2 separate regions of the Homo sapiens genome follow, and region 1 is linked to region 2. A link is a loop called in an ENCODE intact Hi-C map of the cell type or tissue named here. Cell type or tissue: B cell. All regions are shown on one strand. Each heading gives the region's core, and the rest is flanking DNA. Links, peaks and the distances in the headings are about the cores only.

Evidence for each region. Peaks named below come from ENCODE experiments on the same cell type or tissue, not always from the same donor. Only the 100,000 strongest peaks of a DNase experiment are listed, where the experiment ranks them.
Region 1: a loop joins it to region 2, with 7 times the contacts of the local background. A loop is called at or near these places in 4 of 110 quality-filtered maps.

The regions. Positions count from the first base shown.
Region 1 is chr1:101,122,597-101,134,868 of GRCh38, forward strand. It overlaps LOC124900440. Among named protein-coding and RNA genes, the nearest start is that of DPH5-DT, 100 kb to the left of the region's middle. RefSeq lists a silencer at 135-184 and enhancers at 4,980-5,079, 5,498-5,547. In B cell, for the core only: no CTCF peak of the experiment used is centred there; a DNase peak (open chromatin) is centred at 5,755; H3K4me3 peaks cover 1,015 bases; H3K27ac peaks cover 2,563 bases.
Region 2 is chr1:101,046,316-101,058,587 of GRCh38, forward strand. All of the region lies in intron 1 of DPH5-DT (DPH5 divergent transcript), which reads left to right. Among named protein-coding and RNA genes, the nearest start is that of DPH5-DT, 27 kb to the left of the region's middle. RefSeq lists an enhancer at 7,318-7,818. In B cell, for the core only: no CTCF peak of the experiment used is centred there; DNase peaks (open chromatin) are centred at 5,596 and 6,709; H3K4me3 peaks cover 2,111 bases; H3K27ac peaks cover 6,839 bases.

The DNA.
Region 1 (12,272 bases), core at 2,635-10,634, 77 kb after region 2:
TATTACATTTTAAAAAGTAGCTCTGAACATACCAGAGGAAAGTCTTTGGTGTAATAATAGAAAAAAAACCCTTTGAGGGCTGTGGTAAGCCACAGTCGTTTTTAAATACCTGTTAAACAGAAAGAGTGGCTCATACTAGTGGTCAGCGTGTGAGAAATTCAAAATGCTCAGGGTTTCAAGAATCAAATCTCAGAATTGGCGATCACAGGTATTTTTCTCTACATGGTAACTCAATTTATAGAATATTACAGTTTGTGCTAAAAGGAATGTACTTTCTGATAACTTTAACAAAATTATGAATCTATGCTTTATACTTTGGCAGAAGCAATAGGGAACTTACATTGAACAAGGTTTGCGTCTCTTGGTGTTATTTCCCTAAAAGTGAGACGACACAGGGACCATTATTATCAAGGAGGGGACAGAGTAGAACCCTGACACCATATGTCGCCCACACCCGAAAACATGGATAACAGTGATGCTTTACCTTTCTCTTCTCCTTCATTCCCCACATCCAGATATTCACCGCTCTGCAAATGATGCCTATTCAGTATCTCTTGAGTGTATCCACTTTTCTTTCTCCCTGTCTCTCTAACATAAATTAGGCCACCATTGCATCTCACCTGAAATTTTGTAATAGCCTCCTGACCGCAGCCACTCTGGCCTCATCCAGTTCATTCTCCTTGTGGCAAAGTGATTTTTCTAAACTGCAAATCTCCCTCATGTAAAACTCTTCAATAATTTGCAGCTGCTGTCATGAAGTCCATTCTTCCTTATGTGGCTTATAAGGCCCTCCAAGATCTCAACCTCCCTCAACAAATACCACACACCAGACTCACTCGTTTACCCTCTTATTTACTGAAACTTCAATTCCTTGAATAAGTGATGTTCTTACCTCTGAGTTTTTGCACATTTCCCTCTTGCCTCCCCAGCGTCATCTCAGCATCTCCTCACTGGAGCATCACTCCACATAGGTCCTGAATGCATTAGATGTGTTCCGTCTTGGGGCTAATTGTATCTTCTCTAACTCAAATGCGCCCCCCCAACCCCAGTTATGAAGTATAGCTATACTTCATTACTTTGACTCCAACATGTTACTCTCAACAGCTGTATGGAAAAACCTAAATGAGGAAGAACATACACTTTAATCCTATCCTGAAAACAGATTAAAAATTTTGAACTTTTTTTTATTATACTTTAAGTTTTAGGGTACATGTGCACAACGTGCAGGTTTGTTACATATGTATACATGTGCCATGCTGGTGTGCTGCACCCATTAACTCGTCATTTACTTTAAGTATATCTCCTAATGCTATCCCTCCCCCCTCCCCCCACCCCACAACAGGCCCCGGTGTGTGATGTTTCCCTTCTTGTGTCCATGTGTTCTCTTTGTTCAATTCCCACCTATGAGTGAGAACATGCGGAGTTTGGTATTTGGTTTTTTGTCCTTGCAATAGTTTGCTCAGAATGATGGTTTCCAGCTTCATCCATGTCCCAACAAAGGGCATGAACTCATCCTTTTTTACGGCTGCATAGTATTCCATGGTGTATATGTGCCACATTTTCTTAATCCAGTCTATCATTGATGGACATTTGGGTTGGTTCCAAGTCTTTACTATTGTGAATAGTGCCACAATAAACATACGTGTGCATGTGTCTTTATAGTAGCATGTTTTATAATCCTTTGGATATATACCCAGTAATGGGATTGCTGGGTCAAATGGTACTTCTAGTTCTAGATCCCTGAGGAATCGCCACACTGACTTCCACAATGGTTGAACTAGTTTACAGTCCCACCAACAGTGTAAAAGTGTTCCTATTTCTCCACATCCTCTCCAGCACCTGTTGTTTCCTGACTTTTTAATGATCACCATTCTAACTGGTGTGAGATGGTATCTCATTGTGGTTGTGATTTGCAAAAAATTTGAACTTCTAAGAAACTGTAGTGGAGAACTAATAAACAGACTACTAGAAACGAGACAATAGAGAGACTCTTTTTTCAGTAGCATTGAGAAAACTAAGGGGCTGAGCCAGAACGCAGACAGGTTTTTCAGGTAGTGCTAATAGTTGCAAAACAATTCCAAATAATGAATTGCTTATACTACACTATAATAACTTGCTCATGTTCACTGAGCTGGGGATGTTCCCAGACCAGTGGAAGGAGCAGAGGTGTTCTTAACCAACTGGGAAGTCTGCACAGTAATAGCCCCCAATGCTTAGCTTCTACTCTGTCATGTTCCCCTGAGTTATCTCCAGACCTGTATTTCTAGTCATGGGTTGCATGTTGCATAGTACTTCTTGGGTGGGGGGGTCCCACAAGCACCTCAAAAACAACCTGTGTAGAACAGAATTTGTCATCTTTGCCACAAGACCTTTTCCTATTTTCCCTCTCCTAGTTATGGCACCACCATCCACAAACAACCAAGCAAGAAACCGAGATATTCATTATACCTTCCATCTTACCATCCGCATCCAACCTTTTACCCTCTCCTCTTGACGTGACTTTTAAAATTTCTCAAATCCATTTACTTCTCTTCATCCTCACTGCCTCTACTTTTACGTGAAAGCTACACTTGTCTCTGAGCAATAACAGGTCCTAACTGTAACAGGTCCTAACAATAACAGGTCCTAACTGGTTTCCCTTCAATCTTACCTCACCCTCATTCATTCGCCATACTGCAGCCAGGGTGATATTTCCAAAGTTCAATTACGTTACTACTCCTGTTTAAGACCTACAGTGATTGCCTATTACCCTCAGGATAAAGCAGTTGGTGAATATTTGCAGAGTGAATGAACAACATTTATCTTTTCAAATCATCAGAATAACTTTAAGGTTGGACATTATTCCATTTTTCAGGTAAGGGCACTAAGGCTAAAAGAGCTTTAAGAACTTACCCCACAGTTAAATGGCCAGGTTTGTCTGACTTCTGAAGCTGTACCCTTTCTATGTCACACTGCCTGTCTTTTCTATTCAAAGATGGCCTTTTCATGCAGACGGTGAAGAAAGACTGCTGATTGCATAGTGGATTTCTGTCAGTCATGCAGAAGTAAATAATCTCTGATTCCAATAATGTTGTAGCAATTGCTTTACAAAATTATCTTGCACTGCAGCAAAACTGTAATTAACCAGAATCTTCAATTAAACAGAGTTTGTTTTAAGAGCATTCGGAGGAAAGACATTGCAAAGTTTAAGGCAAAATAGCCATATTACCACCAAACACAAGCTGATGGGATTTTTTTTTTTTTGAGACAAGGTCTCACTCTGTTGCCCAGGCTGGAGCACAATGGTACAAACACAGCTCACTGCAGCCTTGACTTCCCAGGCTCAAGCAAACCTCCTGTCTCAGTCTCCTGAGTAGCTGGAACTACAGGCATGTACCACCACACCTGGCTACTTTTTAAATTTTTTGTAGAGATGGGGTCTCACCATGTTGCCCAGGCTGGTCTCAAACTCCTGGCCTCAAGCCATCTTCCTGACTCAGCCTCGCAAAAATGCTGGGATTACAGGCATGACCCACCATACCCAGCCCACAAAGGATTTTTAAGAGATGTTTCCAAGGTATAACTTTGAATTTTTACACATTGAGCTCCATGGTTTATATTGTCTTCTATGGCATGTATAATAATATTAAATAGAGCTTGTATCAGAATAGTGCCTGGCACATAGTAGGTGCTCAGTAAATATGTGAATAAATGAATAAATTAAGGAATGAGAAAAGCAAAAGCCTCAGCAATTTAAGATCCAGGATAATTTTCTTATTTATGGTTGTCATATTCTTCCTATGAAGGGAAGATAGTAAATGAATATATTTTAGCTAGGTTTTTCACTATGTAGGTCAAAACAACAAAAGAAGAGTGTTCTTATCCTTGCTAAACTAGACAATTCATTCAATCAAAACAACTTATTTCCCAAATATACTGGTAAAATATGCATATTAGCCTAGTTTTTAAAGTTTCTATTGAAGTTTAACATATACTTGTATTTATATTTAACTATAGATTTGGCCACATTGAGAAAGAAGATCGACAAAGTTGGTTGAAATGGAAGTTTTGAGCTTATTTGTAAATTATAAATATTAGAATTATCCCAGTCTACATTAAGATTTCAGATTCCCGGCCCAGCGCGGTGGCTCACGTCTGTAATCCCAGTACTTTGGGAGGCCGAGGCGGGCAGATCACGAGGTCAGGAGATCGAGACCATCCTGGCCAACCAACATGGTGAAACCCCGTCTCTACTAAAAATACAAAAATTTAGCTGGGTGTAGTGGCACACACCTGTAGTCCCAGCTACTCGGGAGGCTGAGGCAAGAGAATCGCTTGAACCCAGGAGGCAGAGGTTGCAGTGAGCTGAGATTGTACCACTGCACTCCAGCCCAGGTAACAGAGCGAGACTCTGTCTCAACAACAACAACAAAAAGATTTCAGATTCCCTCTGGGTCATCTTTTTCTTAACCCTCTTCACAGTAATATACTGTGGAGTTACCTAACGTATCATAATTTTAATCAAGTTTAATTTATTATCATATTTGTTATATCAAAACAAAAGTAGAATACTCATTTTTGGAGTGAAATGTACATTTTTACTCAGGGAAAAGGTACCACTGGAATTGTATAGATCGCATCCTATACTTCTAGGTCTTTATTTTCATAATAAAAATTACATTTCTAATATTGTTTTCAATATTTTAATAAATAAAGCTCTAATATGAAGAATTTAAAGATGCACAACTGAAGGAAATTAAATCTTACCTCTCCTTCAAAAAAATCAAATCATTATTTGTATTACTGTTTATAATGTCTGATCTGCTTTTGGGCCATGCTGTAAACAGGGCCAGAAAATGGGGGGGGGCGGGGATGGAAATCAAGCTTGAGTTTCCATTGCAATGAAATTATGATTTGGTTATGATACACTGACAATTTGTGTCATCTGTTTTTTTTTCCTCTTTCACCCAGGCTGGAGTGCAATGGCATGGTCTTAGCTCACTGCAACCACCGCCTCCCAGGTTCAAGCGATTCTCCTGCCTCAGCCTCCAGAGTAGCTGGGACTACAGGCGCGTGCCACCACACCTGGCTAATTTTTGTATTTTTAGTAGAGATGAGGTTTCACTATGCTGGCCAGGCTTGTCTCGAACTCCTGACCTCGTGATCCGCATGCCTCAGCCTCACAAAGTGCTGGGATTACAGGTGTGAGCCACTGTGCCCAGTCCAGTTTGTATCATGTTTAGTTACATCCTCACTGTTTATGAATGTAGGTCTAATATCCCACTGCTTCTAAAGGAATCCGTATGGGAAATTTATATTTATTAGCAATCTCAAGGGTTTCTGATGGAAATGAATCGCATCCTGAGACATGGATGAGATTATTTTAGTACTAGAAGTTTTGATACATTTAATACAAAGTTGTTTTCTACCATGGCATAATATTGAAAAATTTGAAAAATCCTGGGGTGGGTTAACAATTATGTTAATATTAAAGATTATAGATTTTTCAGAACCCCTTTTTGACAAGACTTGGGCTTCTGGAGACTGCGATTACAACTGTTTGCATATCTATCTGGCTGGGGAAGCACAAAGTCACACTATTTTTTGTTTGGGGAACCTTCTCTGATTCTTGAATCACATAAAGAATAGCCACAGTAAGCCTGGTGTAGAAACACATCTTCACAACAGGTTTTAGAAGAGGAGGAAGTGCTGCATGCATTGTGCATCTATGCAAATTCACATGACTCTGTGTGGGGGCACTTTATGCAGGAGAATCCATCTAGCGTTGCTTTCCTCCCTGAGTCTCTGAGGGTTGGGCTTCCTTCCTGCTGTAAAGTGGGGTGGGAATCTCTCTGAAACCACTCTATTTCCCTGCCTTGTTTTTTAACTCCCTGTGAGCTATGCACTAGATCAAGCTCATTCTCTTTGTTGACACGCTCAGCTTTGCCTTCTCATGCATCTGACTTCAATGTTTTTCATAGTCTTCAAATGAACTTTGTATGAAACAGAGCAGCTGTCTGTAACAGATAACAGCAAAGCACCCAGGTCATAGACCAGTGTGGTCAGCCGCCCCTTCCTAAGCTGCAGTCTGCTTCTTTGAGGATTACCTGAATTCTCAACTGCCAGAGTTCAAGAAAATCTGATCATGGTTTGATTCCAGGAGAGAGAGAAAAAAATCAGTTTAAAATTCAGAGTATTAATGTAATCATTTATGAAAAAAAGAAACCTTTAAAAGTCTGTTTCAGAGAGTTTAAAGAGGGAAAGAAGCAGGAAGGAAATCCCCTCAACAGTTTTATTTAGAAAAAATAAAATTATGTCTATGCCACCTCCATGCTGACAAAAATAATGCAGAAGAAGGACTTGGTGAACACATTTTTAATTAGATCACTGATGTTCACAGGATCAGGTACAAGAGCACTGGACATAGTCTACTTGATTTATACTCATTACTGCATACTTAAAAGAATTTCACACACTGTGCTGCTCCTTCTCAGGCAGCTTAGTGGTTATTGTGGATCATGAACCACACCTTTTTCATCAGATAAAACTAAAATGTGATGATGAGGGGAGAAAAAGCCCTATGTTCATTAGCCAGTGCTTATAAAAATATACAAGACATCAGATATCTGAGATGAAAATCTATTTATTAGACTTTTCATTAAGTTTGTGGCAACACTTTAAACAGTAATATTGCTTATCAAGTCACCTTTTATTGGGCTAAAACCTCCTGCAGCATCTAAGCTGAAAGAAGTCTTCACTGATTCATGCTTACATTTGAGTTTTTAAAACAGCACCTCTTCAGGTAAATTACTTTGACAGTTATTTTGCATACACCAATAAAACTTCACTTGTGCAGTGGACAATCTACATTAACATATTTGATGGTCCTCCAAATTCCCAAAGTCCTTTTTCTTTTCTTTAAAAAAACTTTTTTTATTTCCATAGTTTTTGGGGAACGGGTGGTGTTTGGTTGCATGGAAAAGTTCTTTAGTGGTGATTTCTGAGATTTTAGTACACCTATCACTTGAGCAGTGTACACTGTACCCAATGTGTATTCTTTTATCCCTCATCCCCTCCCACCCTTCCCCCTCAGTCCCCAAAGTCCATTATATCATTCTTACATCTTTGTATCCTCATAGCTTAGCTCCCACTTATAATTGAGAACATATGATGTTTGGTGTTTGGTTTTCCAATCGTGAGTTACTTCACTTAGAATGATGATCTCCAATTCCATCCAGGTTGCTGCAAATGCCATTATTTCATTCCTTTTTATGGCTGAGTAGCATTCCATGGTGTGTGTGTGTGTGTGTGTGTGTGTGTGTGTGTGTGTTTGTGTGTGTGTGTCACATTTTCTTTATCCACTCATTTGATGGGCTTTTAGACTGATTTCATGTATTTGCAATTGTGAATTTTGCTGCTATAAACCAAAGTCCTTTTTCTAACCCAACTGAAGCCCTTAAATTCCTAGTATATAGAAATTTGGAAGCTACCACTGTCATCAGATCTTTTGATTCTAGCCTTAAAAAGCTCTAGAATACCCTCTTTTTTATCCTCACCACTAATGACACATGACAAGCCTTTGAAGTCACTTCTAGGAAAGCTTCTAACTCATCTGATTGCCTCCTGTCTACTCTTTACATTGATGATGGAATCGTCCTTTTAAAAGTGGCACTGATAGTTTCACTCTTCTTCTTAAGAACCTTCAGAAGAGTGAAAACAAAATAGGTTACAAGAGTGACATGATATTTAATCACTTTAGCCTCTGAGGCACCTGGGTGGGAGAAAGCAGCTAGAACCCCAGTTAATTGCCTCCGACCTGAAGCAGCTTCTGTCGGTAACCCAGCATATTATACAAATATTACTATTTTTATTTAGGTCACTACATAAAAGCTCCAAAAGCACTGCTGTAAAGCAACGGTTCTTAGCTGAGACCTGAGAACTCCCAGGAGAGCAATGTATGGGCGTTAAGATATTTGAGATACTCCATAGGTTTCTGGGGAGTGGATCCATAGGAATTATCTATTCTTGAGGGGACTATACCTGTTAAAAAGTTAAAAACAGATCCACAGTACACGTTGGTTTTAAGCGGTTCTATACTATCTGCATAACCTCAGCAATAACCATTTTTTTCCCCATGCATCTTGCATTCCAGTCACTGCAGGCTACTTGGCATTCTTTTCAACTTACAGAGGTTCTTCAGCCCTTATCCTTCTGCAGCGTTATCTCCGTAGCGTCCTATTTCTTACCTTAAGCTTCAGCAGTGATGAATCGTTGCCAGTTCTCTGAAATCATTTTCAAGGGTCAATGCCCTGTCATATGCTATCATCAGCTTGGAATGCTCTTACAATCTGCCTGGTGAACTCCTCCATATCGGTCAGCACCCACCTTAAACTCCGCTTCTCTATAAAACCTCCTCTTACTCCTCCCAGAAGAATTCATTGCTCTTGTTTTCATGTTGCCACTTCATTCAACATTAATTTCATTAATTTCTACTCATTCTAATGAGCTTAATATGTTTCTCCCCACTAGACTTTATGCTGCTTGAAAGTAAGATCTCTAATTTATTCATCTTTATATGCCTAGCATATTGTTTTTAGTTGACACTTAATATACATTTGTTAGATGGTTGCTCGTCTATCCCCACTTCCATATGTGAAACTTGGACTTTCTTTGAAGATCTGGGTAAAATGCCACTTCTGAAAAACCTCTTGACTCCCCCAGGTCAGGGGCTACTCTCTCCTCTATAACACAGTAGTTCACACACAAGTCTACTGCATCAGTTATACCCAGTTTCTTACCTTGCTCAGGCGTAGAACTGAGGGACTTCAGTTTGCAGGCTCAGCCCTGCTCAGTGCCTTGGCTTAATCCTGACAAAGGAAGCAATTGCAGCAGTGATTTCAGACCCACCAGTGAGTGTCTTACCATACCCCCCTCAACACCACCACCACCACCAATAACAACTCCTTCATTTTTTCAGAGCTCTCCTATCTTTACCTGCCAGCCTTCTCTCTCTAGAAACTGAAACTGTATAGCCCTTATCTGGGAGGCCTATTCCATATGAGAGGATTTTGCAGGAATCATTACATTCTATCTTTCTGCTCTTAGTATTTCTACCCCACCTTAGAAATCAGTGCTCAACCAGATATTGCCTAATATTGCAGACTGAACTGCTTACCACTATGTTAAGGAAGAATGACCTTACAGCCAGGGTAGTTTTTCTGACCAAGGTCAGCTATGTCTGTTTTCTGCTCTGTTCTTCCCCCAAAGTGCCTGGAGCTAATTGTACAGTCACAGTGTTTAACAATCCATAATGCTTAACACAATGATTTATCATAGTAGATACTTAACATGAGCGAATGGACAAATGAAAATCCAGTTATGTATATATAGAACTGGATGTTTAAAATTATATATTCATATATATACACATATGTGTATATATATGAAGTATATATGTATTTTTATATAAGCGTATATATGTATTTATATATATAAGCATATATATGAACTATATATATGAAATACACACACACACACACACACACACACACACACACATATATATATATATATGAAGTAATGAGAACTGTGGTGAAAACCTTGTTTACAGGAGACAGCTATTCCTTGGCCCTAGTCATTTCTCGACACATGAGAACATGGGCCCAGGAATACCAGATTTTCTACCTTTTCAAGAAAAACTGAACACTCAGATTTTTCTGTGAATTTTTTGATATTTTGGCTGGAAGAAGCATGGTTCATGTCCAGTGCACCTGTACAGGATAAAGCAGATTAACATGCGGTTAAGTCAGATATTAACAAGGGTATAACATATAGGCCAGTTCTCCCTCTGTGATTTTTAGTGCTAGCTGAGTGTCAGTATTTCTGGAAAGAAGGGACAGCAGCAAAAATTCCATGCACAGGAGTTATCATGATAGAAACCGGCTTGATTCTTTTGATACTCTGCCACTGTTCTCTTCAGCCGATGATATGCCAATGTAAGAAGATCCAGGAAGTGAGCCACTGGTGGCATTAGTAATCTGAGACAGATAATTTGAGTTATGTTGATTGAAGAATAACTGTGATCTAGTAAGGAGATTAGTATGATTCCTTTATTATCTCCTGCCAATGGCTTATTAGAAGAAGAGCCTGGCACAATATGGGCTCAATAAATACTTGTTGAATGCATGAATGAATGAATGAACAAATATATTGTTCTGTATTTTTGGAAATTTTTGGAAAAGAATTCAGTATTTTTTTCTGTGCAAATTTTCCCTAATCAAAAGAGCCTTACCAGGTATAGTGAAGACAGTATGCTAAGTGAAATAAATCAAACACAGAAGGACAAATATTGTATGATTTCACTTACATAAAGTACCTAGAATAACCACATTTATAGAAACAAAAAATAGAATGGCAATTACCAGGGGGTGGGAGTGTCGGTAACGGGGAGTTGTTTAATGGGTAGAGTTTCAGTTTGGGAAGACGAGAACTGTCTAGTGATGGATAGTGGTGATGCATGAACACAAATGTGACATACTTAATCCTACTGAATTTTACACTTAAAAGTGGTTAAAATGATGGTCTTGGGAAAGGCTCCTGTGTTGTTGAACCTGCTCAGTTGTGGGTGCAGCCTTGTACCAGGCAGCCCAACCCTGACCTAAAGTAAATTCCCAGGAAAAGTCTTTCCTAGGTTGTGAATTTGCAGTAATAGGTGTGTGCATCCTAGCAGCAGTTTGATGATCATGTATGAAACTGCAAACAGGACAAAAACAAACAAACAAACAATAAATAAAATGGTTAAAATGGTAAATTGTATGTAATGTATATTTTGCCATAATAAAGAAGTGAATTATTCATAATTGTGATCTGCATTTCTGGTTTATATGGGGTTTTTGGTCAGGCTCCTTTTGCCTTTACCCTACTTCCACCCAAATTAATTTGTATATCCCCTGTATATTTGTACACACATAAAAATGGCGTGTGTGTGTGTGTGTATGTATGTGTGTGTGTGTGTGTGTGTAGGCACTTAGATAATCCAGAGACTGAAATAGGTAGGAAAAGTATACATTAATCTCTTTGCAATTTCACAACTTGGTCTTTAGAGAGTCTTATTTCTCCAAATATGCTTCGTTCTAGTTCATTATTTTTTTTTTATTTTTATTTTTTGCTTTTTTTTGTTTGTTTTTTGAGACAGAGTCTTGCTCTGTTGCCCAGGCTGGAGTGCAGTGGCTCTATCTCTGCTCACTGCAGCCTCTGCCTACTGGGTTCAAGCGATTCTCATGCTTCAGCCTCCCAAGTAGCTGCGATTACAGGCATGTACCATCACATCTGGCTACTTTTTGTGTTTTTAGTAGAGACAGGGTTTCACCATGTTGCCCAGGCTGGTCTCGAACTCCTGGCCTCAGGTGATTTGCCTGTTTGGGCCTCCCTAAGTGCTGGGATTACAGGCGTGAGCCACTGCGGCTGGCCTAATTTTAGACAGCTTTAAATACTGATGTCATGTGGCAATTCCCATTGCATGGATATTGTCTATTGGGATTTGTTTATCGGAAGTACTGCTTCTGACTTTCAGAAGAATATGAGAAAAAAGCATGATGTCCACCTCTCTTTCTCCAACCTCATTTCTAATCACTCCATTAAGTCTCATATAACTTCATGCCTGGACAATTATATTAGTGTTCTACTTTTAACAGTTAGCTCATTCAATGTATACTGCACTATTCAACCATATTGATTTTCTGAAACATAACCTTTTCCTAATAGATGACTTTATTTCCGATTTCACAAAGGTTATATCAAGCATGGGTGCTCTTAACTTCCTGCCCTTCCCCTACTTCTAGATACTTCTATAAACATCTCTGCATGCTGTGACCTTGCCTGCTTTCCCTGTTCCAGAAGGAGAGTTTCACACTCCTACTTCCTAGCTAAGGCTAATCCAGCCACCTGTGCTCCGGCTTTCATTCCCTCCCACCTTCTCCAAGACCTACAGCTATCAGCTGCCTCTTTTCTTTCCTGTGTCTTTAGCTTCTTCCTCTCTTTCAGCTCCTTCCCTCTAGCCTATAAACAAGCTCCAGTCTTTTGCAGTTTGCAAAACAAACAGTGCTTTTCTCACCATCCTGAATTTCTCCTTCTATTCATTCTTAAACCTCTTGAAAGACTGAGGTCTGTTCACTTTCTCCACTTTCTTCCCACTCCTACAGGCTCCTGCCACCCCTCAACTGAAAGTGCTCTATGAATGTTACCCATGGCTGCTTAGGTGCCACATCCAGTAGGCAGTTTTCATTATTTATTTA
Region 2 (12,272 bases), core at 2,228-10,227:
GCCTTTTCCAGGGATTTGTGCAAAATCCTCTTTCTTTACCCTGAGCTCAATTTGCACATTGAGGGAGGTGACAAAGTCTAAAGCCTACCGAAGAATCTAATGATACCTCTGTTGTAAAGAGATCTGTACCCAAATGGCTTTACCAGCACGTTTGGGGTGAACTAGAAATAAACCTGTCTCACAAAAGGGGACAACAAGAAACACTGACAGAAACAACTTTCTCTAGGCCATGGGACAGCAAACTATAACCCCTGGGCCAGATCTGCCTACTGCCTGTTTTTGTACAACCCATGAGCTAAGAATGGTATATATATCTGGAGTGCAGTGGCGCGATCTCCACTCACTGCAAGCTCCGCCTCCCGGGTTCACGCCATTCTTCTGCCTCAGCCTCCCCAGTAGCTGGTACGACAGGCGCCTGCCACCACGCCCGGCTAAGTTTTTTGTATTTTTATTAGAGACGGTTTCACCGTGTTAGCCAGGATGGTCTTGATCTCCTGACCTCGTGATCTGCCCGCCTCGGCCTCCCAAAGTGCTGGGATTACAGGCGTTAGCCACCAAGCGCGGCCTTTTATATTTTTTAATGATTTAAAAAAATAAAAACGACAGTACTTAGTGATGTAAAAATTGTTATGAAATTCAAATATCAGTGTCCATAAATGGAGTTTTGTTAGAACACAGTCATGCTCATTCAGTTATGTGTTGTCTGTGGCTGCTTTCACACCATAGCAACTGAGCTGAGTAGTTGTACAGAGACCATAATGCTTGCAAAGCCTAAAATATTTGCTATCTGGCCTTTTACAGAAAAAGTTCACCAAACTCTGGTTTAGGATTTATAATGGTTAGAAATAGTTTGAGTTTTCTTCAGATTTAGTTCGACTCTCTAACCCATGTGATAATTCTACATAATCCTTTGTTTAAGTAATAGATTCAAAATAAACAATAGCACAGTTATTGTAAAGGCAAAGAAATAGAAATTAAATTACTTTAATTCTGCTATTCTTTGTGACCACTTTGAATCTTTGTGTTTAAAACTTTAAAACAATGAAATAGTGCAAACTTTAAGGTATAATACATGTTTGATCTAAAATTTATTCACAAAATATCTTACTGAATTTTTATTTTAGTAGAAATACATTCTTATTCATTAACTATTACTTTTTTAAGCTAAAGAACAAATTTAAAAACAATTTATTACAGAGGGCAAAAAGCACTAACCCTAAAAGAAAAAAATTGATAAATAGGGCTTCATTAAAATTAAAAGATGCTTACCAAAATATATTGCAAGAAAAAAGTCAAGCCAGAGATTGAGATAAAATATTCAAAATATGTGTATCTGACAAAGGACTTACATCCAAATAAATAAATTCGACTGCTTAAAAATACGACAACCCGGTTTTTAAAATGACTTGAATGACACTTCACCAGAGAAGATATATTCATGTATGTAATCACAGGAAGAAGGTGTGCAGCATCATTAGTTATTAGAAAAATGCAAATTAATATAACAAGGCTAAAATTAATTCTCATACATAACTGGCATAGTGTAAAATGGTGAAAGGACTTTGGAAACCTGTTTAGCAGTTAATTGTCGTATACTCTGTGGCCTAACTCATTTGACTCCTAGTATTTATTCAGAGAAGTGAATACATGTGCTCACAAAAAGACTTGCACAAGAGCGTTTGTAGCAGTTTTATTCGTAATAGCCTCAAACTGAAAGCAATGGAAATACCAATCAGAAGGAGAATGGATTAAAAATATATGTGCGATACAATCATGTGACAGAATACTATAAGCGATTTAAAAATGATCAACTGATACAATCTGAAAGATGACTGAATATCAGAAAGATTATATTGATCAAAAGAAGCCAGATGCAAGGGAATAAATACTGTTTGATCCTGTTTATGTGAAATTTTATAATGTGAAAGGCAAAACTAACCTATGCTGATGGAGTAAGTGGTTGCCTACAGGGGTGAGGCTTGATTGGAAAGGTGCTCTAGGGAAATTTCCAGGATGATACCCCCCTTTTTTTTTCCCAAGACAGGGTCTCACTCTGTCACCCAGGCTGGAGTGTAGTGGTACAATCCTGGCTCACTACAGCCTCGACCCAGGTTCAAGCAATCCTCTCATCTCAGCCTCCTGGGTACCTGGGACTACAGGTACAAGCCACCACACCTGGCTAATCTTTTTATGAAAATTTTTTTGTAGAGATGAGATCTCACTATATTGCCCAGGCTGGTCACAAACTCCTGGGCTCAAGTGATCCTCCTGCCTCAGCCTGCCAAAGTGTTGGGATTACAGGCTGGCCACTGTGCCAAGCCCCAGAGTGATAATCTTGATTGGTTATTGGTTATATGTGTGTATCCACTTGTCAAAACCTATCCAGTTTTGCACTTAAGATTGCATTTCTGCAGCCACAAAAAAGAATGAAATTATGTCCTTTGCAGCAATGTAGAGCTGGATGCCATAATCCTAAGTAAACTAACTCAGAAACAGAAAAACAAATACTGCATGTTCTTACTTATAAGTGGGAGCTAAACAATGGATACACATGGACATAAAGATGGAAGTAATAGACACTGGGGACTCCAAAAGGGGGAGGTTGGAGGGGGACAAGTGTTGAAAAATTACCTATCGGGTACAGTGTTCACCATTTGAGTAATGGGCATGTTAGAAGCCCAATCTTCACTAGTATGCAATATACCATGTAACAAACAAGCACATGTACCCCCTGAATCTAAAATAAAATAATAAAATAAATCTGTGCATTTCACTGTGTAAATTTATTAAGCAAAATAAAACAAAAACTTGGTATTCACATAACTTACAATCAAAATATTCCTAGGACTAATCTAGAGCAAAGATCTTGCTTAGCACTTTAGTTAACTAGTACCTCTGGATACCATTATACATATTGCATTATTTTTTAAAATGGCATGTTATGTGATAGGGTAAAAAATAATTTCCAAATGGAAAGCTGCTTGTCTAAAAATAAAATCAATAAATCATGTTCTCTTCAATTTACCTTCATCATAAATTAAATGCCTATAACTGAGTAATAAAAATAAAGGATACAGGAGATCAGCATCAAACTGTCAAGTCAAAATTAGGATCATGAGAGGAGCGTACTATCAATTAGATGTTTTATGTTCATTATCTCAGTTAACCATAATAATAACTCTGGTAAATAGGTTTAAGCTCCCTTTTACTGTTGAGTCTATTGAGGTTTAGAAAGGTTAAGCAGCTTGATCACAGACACAAAGCTAGTAAGTGTCTGACACTCAGTTTTTGAACCTAGTTCAACCGATTTCAAAATTTAAGCTCTGTCCAGAGTACCCCATATTTCAGAGATCAGTGAGAAGGGGATAGAAAAGCAGTTTAGGATTTACAGGCTGAAATACAGTAGGGTCTGAAGGATAGATCATTCCAGTAAGGCCTAAGGGCCTGGACTACTTGACTGCCCCTTCAGATATCTCTTCCACTGCCAGACCCAGGCCTCCAAGTAATCTCTGCACCTCATCATTTTCCTTTGGGTGCCCTGAAATTCAAAAGCTGGCCCATATATCAGTAGTTCAGCTACACTTGTACCGATGTGATCCATCAGTACTGAAAATAGAGATGAGCCAAGGGGAATAGTGAAGGTAAATCAGTGCAATACATTCCTCAATAGCGGAGGAATATACTGTGTTTCTATATTATGATAAAGAGTAGTGGAAGAGAAAAGCAGAAAAACAAAGGACAAATGGGAAGGTAGACTTAAAGACAGTTGAAAGTATACTGAAACAGGTGTATTTTTCTATGAAGTCTAGCTTTTTAAAGAAAACCATGTTCTAATGAAAAGCAGTGGAAAGAATTATGATATTAAATAGTTGCTGACTCTGAGACCAAATATTGGTATTTGTGCAGATCTTGAAAGAAGTAAAGTGTGGCTTATTGTTATTTTAGGTAAAGTATTAAGAATTAAATAAATGTTTTGAATGTTTAGACTAATGTGGAATATATGAAATGCGCACCAGCACACTTTGAGGAAATGCTTAGTTCTCAGAGTGAAGCCTGCCCCAGTTAAAGCATTCTGAATTTATTCCTAACTTGTCTGCCACTCGCCTTAGACATGCTTTTGGAGACTCAAATGTTACCATCTAGTAGATGAGAGGTTTGGACTATATATGTTCTAATAATAATAACCACTATATTTTATTGATTATCTTCCATATACTAGGAACCACACTAGATGTTTTAAGTTTTCACAATTGGGGTGTGTGTGTGTGTGTGTGTGTGTGTGTGTGTGTGTGTGTGATATTGCCTATCTTATTAATGAGGAAACTAAAATTCAGAGTGTTAATTCTGGGATTTGACCCTGACTCTATCTGGTTCCAAAGCTTTTAACCACTGTGTTATTTTGCCTATCTATGGGTCCTTCAACTTTAATATGCTAAGTTTCTATTTCCTTGAATCAGATCAATAAATAGATTAAAGTTAGATGTAAATCCTTGAAAGTCAGAGGACTTGATTATTGTCTTACTTTTATCTTTATCTTCAATGCCAACTACATTTTAGGCCTGGCTGCATTCAAGTGAAAGGAACCAAACAGATTAATCATAATCTTTGTAAGGAGGATTGTATTTTATCATTGCATTTTGGTTGCCACCACTCATGCGGTCCTCTTTCCACCATGTTTAGCATGGTATTTTGCATGTAATGTACACTCAGCAATTTTTGACTGATTACAAATAGAAAAAGGCTCAGAAATGATCAGTTCTTTTTGGTAGAAATTAGACTCAGTGCTTTCATCCAAACACAACAGCTGTTTAATGTGGAGGACTGATAACAATAGCTGTAAGTCTGAGGTTAAGAGTGACCTTTCATAGCCAGGAGAGGCTCAGAAAGGTCACTCTTAACAAAAGAAATATTTTGTAAATTTTAATTTATAGAGCCGATGGACTTTCTCATGAATGCTAGAAGAAGCCTCTCAGATAATAGTTTTGGCCTTAGGGAGGCCCAAATAATTTGTGTATATATTTTTAGTTAAGAAGAAACATACATAAGATTATTCTTACTGAATAGATATTAAGATTATGTGTCAAAAAACTTTCTACCAATTGTGAAAGTTAAGTATTTTAGATGGCATTTTTATTCCAAGTAATAGTTCTTCTTGACTGCATTAGAGACAAATGAATATTTACCTTGATAAACAACCAATTTAAGTTCTATTTAATCATGATGAAATAATCCTATGCACCCATTTGTCCTAAGTGTACTCTATATGAAGTGTGTTTGTTTTTAATCAGCCAGACTTTAAGTATGACCACTTAACAAAACTGGGTATGTCACAGATAGTTGCAATCTTTCCTGATACCAGAAAAGAATATAGATGACAGCTAACTTTTTAAAGTAATATTATTTGATAATGAATATATTTCCATGTCTTTATACAAAAAAATTAAAAAAAATTTCTAGGGATTCTCTAATATATCTTAAAGTATTACTAATAATGTCTAATTTGTCATCTGTGACATGAAACTAATTTCCATAATGCTTGGCATCTGAACAGCCGTGACTGCACCTGTTGCTGGGTTATCCCCTCAGGGAGTGGTTTTAGCCCTGGGGGAAGACCCAAATAATTTGGTGGTAGAAGGAAGGGAAAATGGTTTTTAGAACATTTCAATTATTGTTTCTACAAATGTATTGCAATAATGTCCTTACTCCCTCAACTCCCTTTCATTTATCAGCTCATTGCTATCCTGCTTCCTTCTCTAAACTATACTGAAGCAGATCATGCTAGGTCACAATTAACTAAGTGTCAAATTCCACGAAGAAATTTAGGCTCTTAACTTATGTGACCTCTTAATAGGGCTTGACACGGTTGATCATCTTGATGATCTCTGCCTTTTGGCTTCTCTGATCCCTTTCTTCAAGTTCTCTGCCCCTCTGACTACTACTTGTCAGTACAGACAGTCCCTGACTTACAACAGTTCAGCTTATGATTTTTAACTTTATGATGGTGAGTGATACATGTTTAGAAAAGGTGTGCTTTGAGTATCCCTTCTTTTCACTTTCAGTACAGTATTCAGTAAATTACATGAGCTATTCAACACATAAAATAAACTTTGTGTTAGATGATTTTGCTCAACTGACAGCTCATTTAAGTGTTCTGAGCACATTTAAGGTAGGGTAGGCTAAGCTATGATGTTCAGTAGGTTAGGTGTATTAAATACATTTTCAACTCAAGACAATTTCAATTTATGATGGGTTTATTGGGACAGAATCCCATCATAAATTGAGGAGCATCTGTATTTCTATACCTTTGTTTTCCTGTTAATTGTTAGATTTGTTCTTTACTCCTGTGAAAGTTAGTCTTATGTGTCAACTTGTCTAGGCTGTAGTATTTGGTTATTTAATCAAACACTAATCTAGATGCTGCTGTGAAAAGTATTTTGTAGATAAGGTTAACGTCTACAATCAGTTGACTTTAAAAGAGATAATGCAGTAGGTTGTATGCACTCAGTTGGAAGGGTTTAAGAGCAAAAACTGAGAATTCCTAGGGAAGAAGAAATTTTGTCTCAAAACTGCAGCATTAACTCCTGCTTGAGTTTCTGGGTTTCCAGCCTGCTGATCAGCCCACCTTAAAAATTTCAGACTTCTTGCCCTACAGGTTTCAAACTGTCAGCCCCTACAGCCACACAAGCCAATTCCTTTAAATAAATCTCTTTAAAAAAATACACACTCTCATATACGTATACATGTACAGATACAGATCAGATACAATTATGCCCTAGTATTTATGAGGGATTGGTTTTATGTCCTCCCTACGATACCAAAAGCCAAGGAAGCTCAAGTCCCTGATATAAATGGCATAGTATTTGCATATAACCTATGCACATCCTCCTGTATAAATCATCTCTAGATTACTTATAATAACCAAGACAATGTAAATACTATGTAAATATACCATATTATTTAGGCAATAATGACAAGAGAAAAAAAGCTTGTACATGTTCACTACAGATACAATATTTCAAATATTTTCAATCCATAGTTTTTTGAATCAGCAGATGTGGAACCCACCAATACGGAGGACCAACTACATTTGTTCTGTTCTCCTGGAGAACTCTGATTACAAATCCTTTTATCATTTTATTCATCATGCACTGTCTATATAATTCTTCCGTTTCACTTCTTCAACTATGTTCATAGTATATCTTTTACCTCAGAATATTTACCTCAGTCTTTTTTTTTTTTTTTTTTTTTTTTTTGAGACGGAGCCTCACTCTTTCGCCCAGGCTGGAGTGCGGTGGTGCGATCTTGGCTCACTGCAAGCTCTGCCTCCCGGGTTCACGCCATTCTCCTGCCTCAGCCTCCCGAGTAGCTGGGACTACAGGTGCCCAACACCACACCCGTCTAATTTTTTGTATTTTTAGTAGAGATGGGGTTTCACCGTGTTAGCCAGGATGGTCTCGATTTCCTGACCTCGTGATCCGCCCGCCTCAGCCTCCCAAAGTGCTGGGATTACAGGTATGAGCCACCACGCCCGGCCAGTCTTTTATCTGAACTCCTAATCAACATTTTCAACTACTATGCATCCCTATATTGATGTCCCAATCCCATCTTAAATTCAGCATGTCCAAATGAAATGGTTTTTTAAATCCCCACCTCAACTCCCTTCTCTCCCTATTTCCAGTCTCAATTAATGGCAACTCTACACCTAATTATCCTGTGTAGAGATCTCTGAGCTATTCTTCATAACTTTATCTGAACTCTGAAGCAGCTGAAGTTTTTTGTACTTGGTTGAAAACTGTTCCCCCAAAATCCATGTCCATCAGGAATCTATGAATGTGACCTTATTTGGAAACAGGGTCTTTGTAGATGTAATCCAATTAAGATGAGGTCATGCTAGATTAGAGTGGGCACTAAATCCAATGACTGGTATCATAAAAAGAAGAGGGAAATTTGGACATAGAGACACACAGAGGGAAAATGGCTATGTGAAGAAGGAAGACGAGACTGGAGTGATGCCACAGCTCTAAGCCATGGAATACCAGGGACTGCCTGAGGCCACTGGAAACAAGAGGCAAGGAAGGATTCTTCCCCAGAGCCTTTGGAAGGAGCATGACCCTGCAGACACCTTGATTTCAGGCTTCTGTCCCCTGGAATTGTGAGAGAATAATTTTCTGTTGTTTTAAGCCACCCAGTTTGTGGTAATTTGTTACTAGAAAACTAGTACAAAATTCATAGTCCCTTCATATTCCTCATTTTCCTTGTTTTAAGGAAGACTTAATTGTACCTTTTAAAATTTATTTTTACTTATTTTAGAGACAGGGTCTCGCTATGTTGGCCAGCTTGTCTTGAACTCCTTGCCTCAAACAACCCTCCTGCCTCAGTCTTCCAAAGTGTTGGAACTACACAGGCCTCGTATCTTTCATAATAAAATTCTTTCATTAAATTTTAAGAGTCCACTAAGATCTTCATGAGCTCTTTTCCCTCCTTTTTCACTTTACTGTGGGATTAATCCAAAACCCTTTGCCCTTCTCTTCATTCTTTCTCCCACTGGGACCACTCCCAATCTAGTGATTTTAATCACTGCTTCTATGTTAACTTCTAAACCTAAATTTCCAACTTTGACCTATCTTTTTACCTTTAAATCCTATGTTTTCAGTAACAGTAATTTTAAATTCTGTATTTTAAAAAATATTATAGGCATTTTTCTAGCAAGAGCCACATAGCCACTTAGCCCGTATGCTAAAGACTTTACATACATGTTAAATATTCGCAAAAACCTTATGAGGCCATTACTCTTATTATCCCCCAATTGAAAGATGAGAAAGTTGTGTAAGACACTGAGTGGTAAAAGAACTTGCCAAAGGTACGACAGTCAGTAAGTAGTGGAGCTGGGATACAAACCCACCATAGTGCGCTTTAAGCACATAGGCAACCCAGACCTCTTTGAGAATATGGTGAAAACTATGGTCGTTCACCACAAAAATAATACAAAAAGTTTCCTATAAAATATTAGAAAGTTCATACATCTCTTAGAAGTCTTTATGGATCCCAGGTTAAGAACACCTTTACTGGATTAGCCGGGTGTGATAGCACATGCCTGTAGTTTTAGGAGGCTGAGATGGAGGATCACTTGAACCCAGGAGTTCAAGACTGCAGTGAGCTATGAGTATACCACTGCACTCCAGCCTGGGCAACAGAGCAAGACCTTGTCTCTAGAGAAAAACAGAAATTGAACAAAAAACATCTGTTTTGGAAAGAACTGAGTCACAATAAATATAATAGTAATAAGAAAAATATAGCTAGATTCAATGGTCTAATTTTCTTCATCAGTTTGATTCTCCAGGAAAGTGTAATTTATTTTAGCAAATTTAGTAGATCTTTATTTTAAAGAAAATAGTGAACATCATGCTTATTCATTTGAGCATGTAGTGAATGACAAATGTAGTGAATGACTCCAAATCCAGAAGGGAAGACAAAACATGTAAACCAAAAATTACAATATGATGCAACAGTTATGACAAGAACAATAATCTTTGTGAACTGTGCAGAATAATATGAAAGAAAAGTACTGTGTTGAACACAGAGATCAGGTAAAAAATTACTATAATCAGGTAAGAATAAAATCCATGCAAGAGATGAATATGGAGATTCTAACCTAAGGCAGTGGAAGTGGTGAGAAAGGATTAAATCCAAGGGTTACTAAGGAGGAAAATGCCGTCCGAGTTTAGTGGCTGATTAAGTCAAGATGAAAGTGAGAAAGGAATGAAGAACAGCTCATACATAGGATGATTAGGAGTAGAGATGCCATTAACTCAGATTAGAAATAAGGAGAGAAAGGAGTGAGGTGGGGAGAAAAAAACATTCCATTTTGGACACATGATAAATTATACAGAAATAGAGATTCAGAAATAGATATATAGACACAGATATTATATAGTTATGTAACCTAAGCATATTTTTAGGCAAAAGTGGGTGACAGAGGGAAGGTTATCAGGTATAATTGTGAGGGGGTTAGTTGGATAGGAGACAGCATACCTGTTTCTCTGAAATAAGGGGACAGACTGCATTCAGCAGTTCCAGTAACAGTTCAAGAAACAAATGACTATTATTAATCATATATTATTTAAAATAGTATCCACTTGAGTGTTTGTCTGATTTTAAGTTGTAGATGTCAGTTACATATTTATCCAAGAGATCCATTTTTTTCAAAAGCAAATCTGAAAAGCTTATAATTAAAATTGACTGTAGCCAACATGTTGGAATCCAAAGTGTATTTGATAATTTTCTTACAGAAAATGTTTTAGGCCCACCAAGGAATTTAGTCTAGTGTAGTTAGAACCTATAATTTCACACTCTTTCAGAGTAAGCCTACTAAAAAATAGTTCTTTTAATAAAAGTGTGCAAGTGATTAAATCCTAGTCAATTACAAAATGTGTATTTCTGTGATGGCATGTGTATTTCAAAGCTTTGAATGTTAAAATGCAACTTGATGCTCTTCCTTAGCATGGTTAAATTCAGCATGATATCACCCTTTGTGGGAGTCTTCATGAGGGTAAATACAGCTTAAATAAGTGAAGTTTCCTGGTATTGAAATGGCTTTGTTTCTGTGGGTCTTGATTTAGTTTTATTTGTTTATGCAAATCAATGAATAAATATACATCCATGGAGACAATATATTCAGATTATACATTTATATTTAAAACCTTTCTTTCCAACTTTTTATTTTACAGATTTGTTCAACTTACTTTAAATCACTAGAATGTAATTAAACACTGCCTTCTCAGCTGGAGAAAATAGGCTGTTCTCACATGGTTAGGCTTTGTTAAATAACAATAGATTTAAATAAAACTTCAATATACTAGAATATGTTTCTTGAGATACTATATGGCTTGATTTTATAATATTAAGATTCAAAACATTGGCATTTACAGTTGTGAGGGACCATAGAGGTTATCAATTTGTGTCCTTTTTCAGATCAAGAAATGACAGTTCAGAGCAGTAGGTTACCCAGAGCCAAGAATAATTATATAGTGGATTCTATATGCCAAGCTCTGCTCTAAACAGTTTACATACATTTTATGTATTAACTTATTAATTCTTAAATTCACCATTTTACAGATGAAAAAATAAACATTCAGAGGTGAAGTCACCCAAGAACCCTCACCTAGTAAGTGATGGCCCTGGGATTTGAACCCAGGTATTCTTCCTTTCAGTCAGTGCACTTAACTATGCTCCCAGTTTCTACAAAGGGCAGTGTTGAGACCCTGAAACCATTTAACCTTCTGATATGGTTAGGCTTTGTGTCCCCACCCAAATCTCATCTTGAATTGTAATCCTCATAATCCCCACTTATCTAGGGAGAGACCTGGTGGGAGGTGATTGGATCATGGGAGTGGTTTCTCCTATGCTCTTTTTGTGATAGTGAGTGAGTTCTTATGAGATCTGATGGTTTTAAAGCATCTGGTATTTCCCCTGCTCATGCTCTTCTGTCTCCTGCCACTATGTGAAGAAGGTCCTTGCTGCCTCTTTGCATTCTGCCATGATTCTAAGTTTGCTGAGGACTTCCTAGCCATGTGGAACTGTGAGTCAAGTCTCTTTCTATTATAAATTACCCAGTCTCAGGTATTTCTTTATAGCAGTATGAGAACGGACTACTACTACTATTACTACTACTACTACTACACACACTCACATATGTTAGGTGTAATATACTGATTTTGTTGAATTACATTTATTTATGTAAATGCCAATCTCTTTCACTGGACTGAGACGTTCGATAGATCTTCGATAGCAGGAACCATGTTGTATTCACCTCAGTGAAGAGTTCATTACTTGGTACATAGTAGGTGCTGCATAATACTTTTGGATAAATAAATGAGCCAATTTATATATGAAGGATTTTTAGGAAGGTGAGTCTAGAGGTAAGGAAACAAGTTAGATGGAGAGTGATCTCTCTTTGGGAGGTAATACAAAAGTCAGGTGGTGAAGTGATTTTGTTAAGGGAAAACATTGAACAGATGAGAAAGACATTGCAAAGATTGGAGTTGGTGATTGCTGTGAGTGACAGAGAAATCAAAACAACTATATGACCAGTTCAGTCTATCACAAAATTTATTAATTTGATTAATCTTTTCAAAGTTGGGCTGAAAGAAGATATCTTGTCTTGTTTGTTCATTTTCTATGCATTGAACTATACCATAAATTTTGTCATATCCTTCCTTCTGCTTATTTTAGGTTTCATTTGTTCTTCTTTTTCTCATTTCTTCAGGTATATG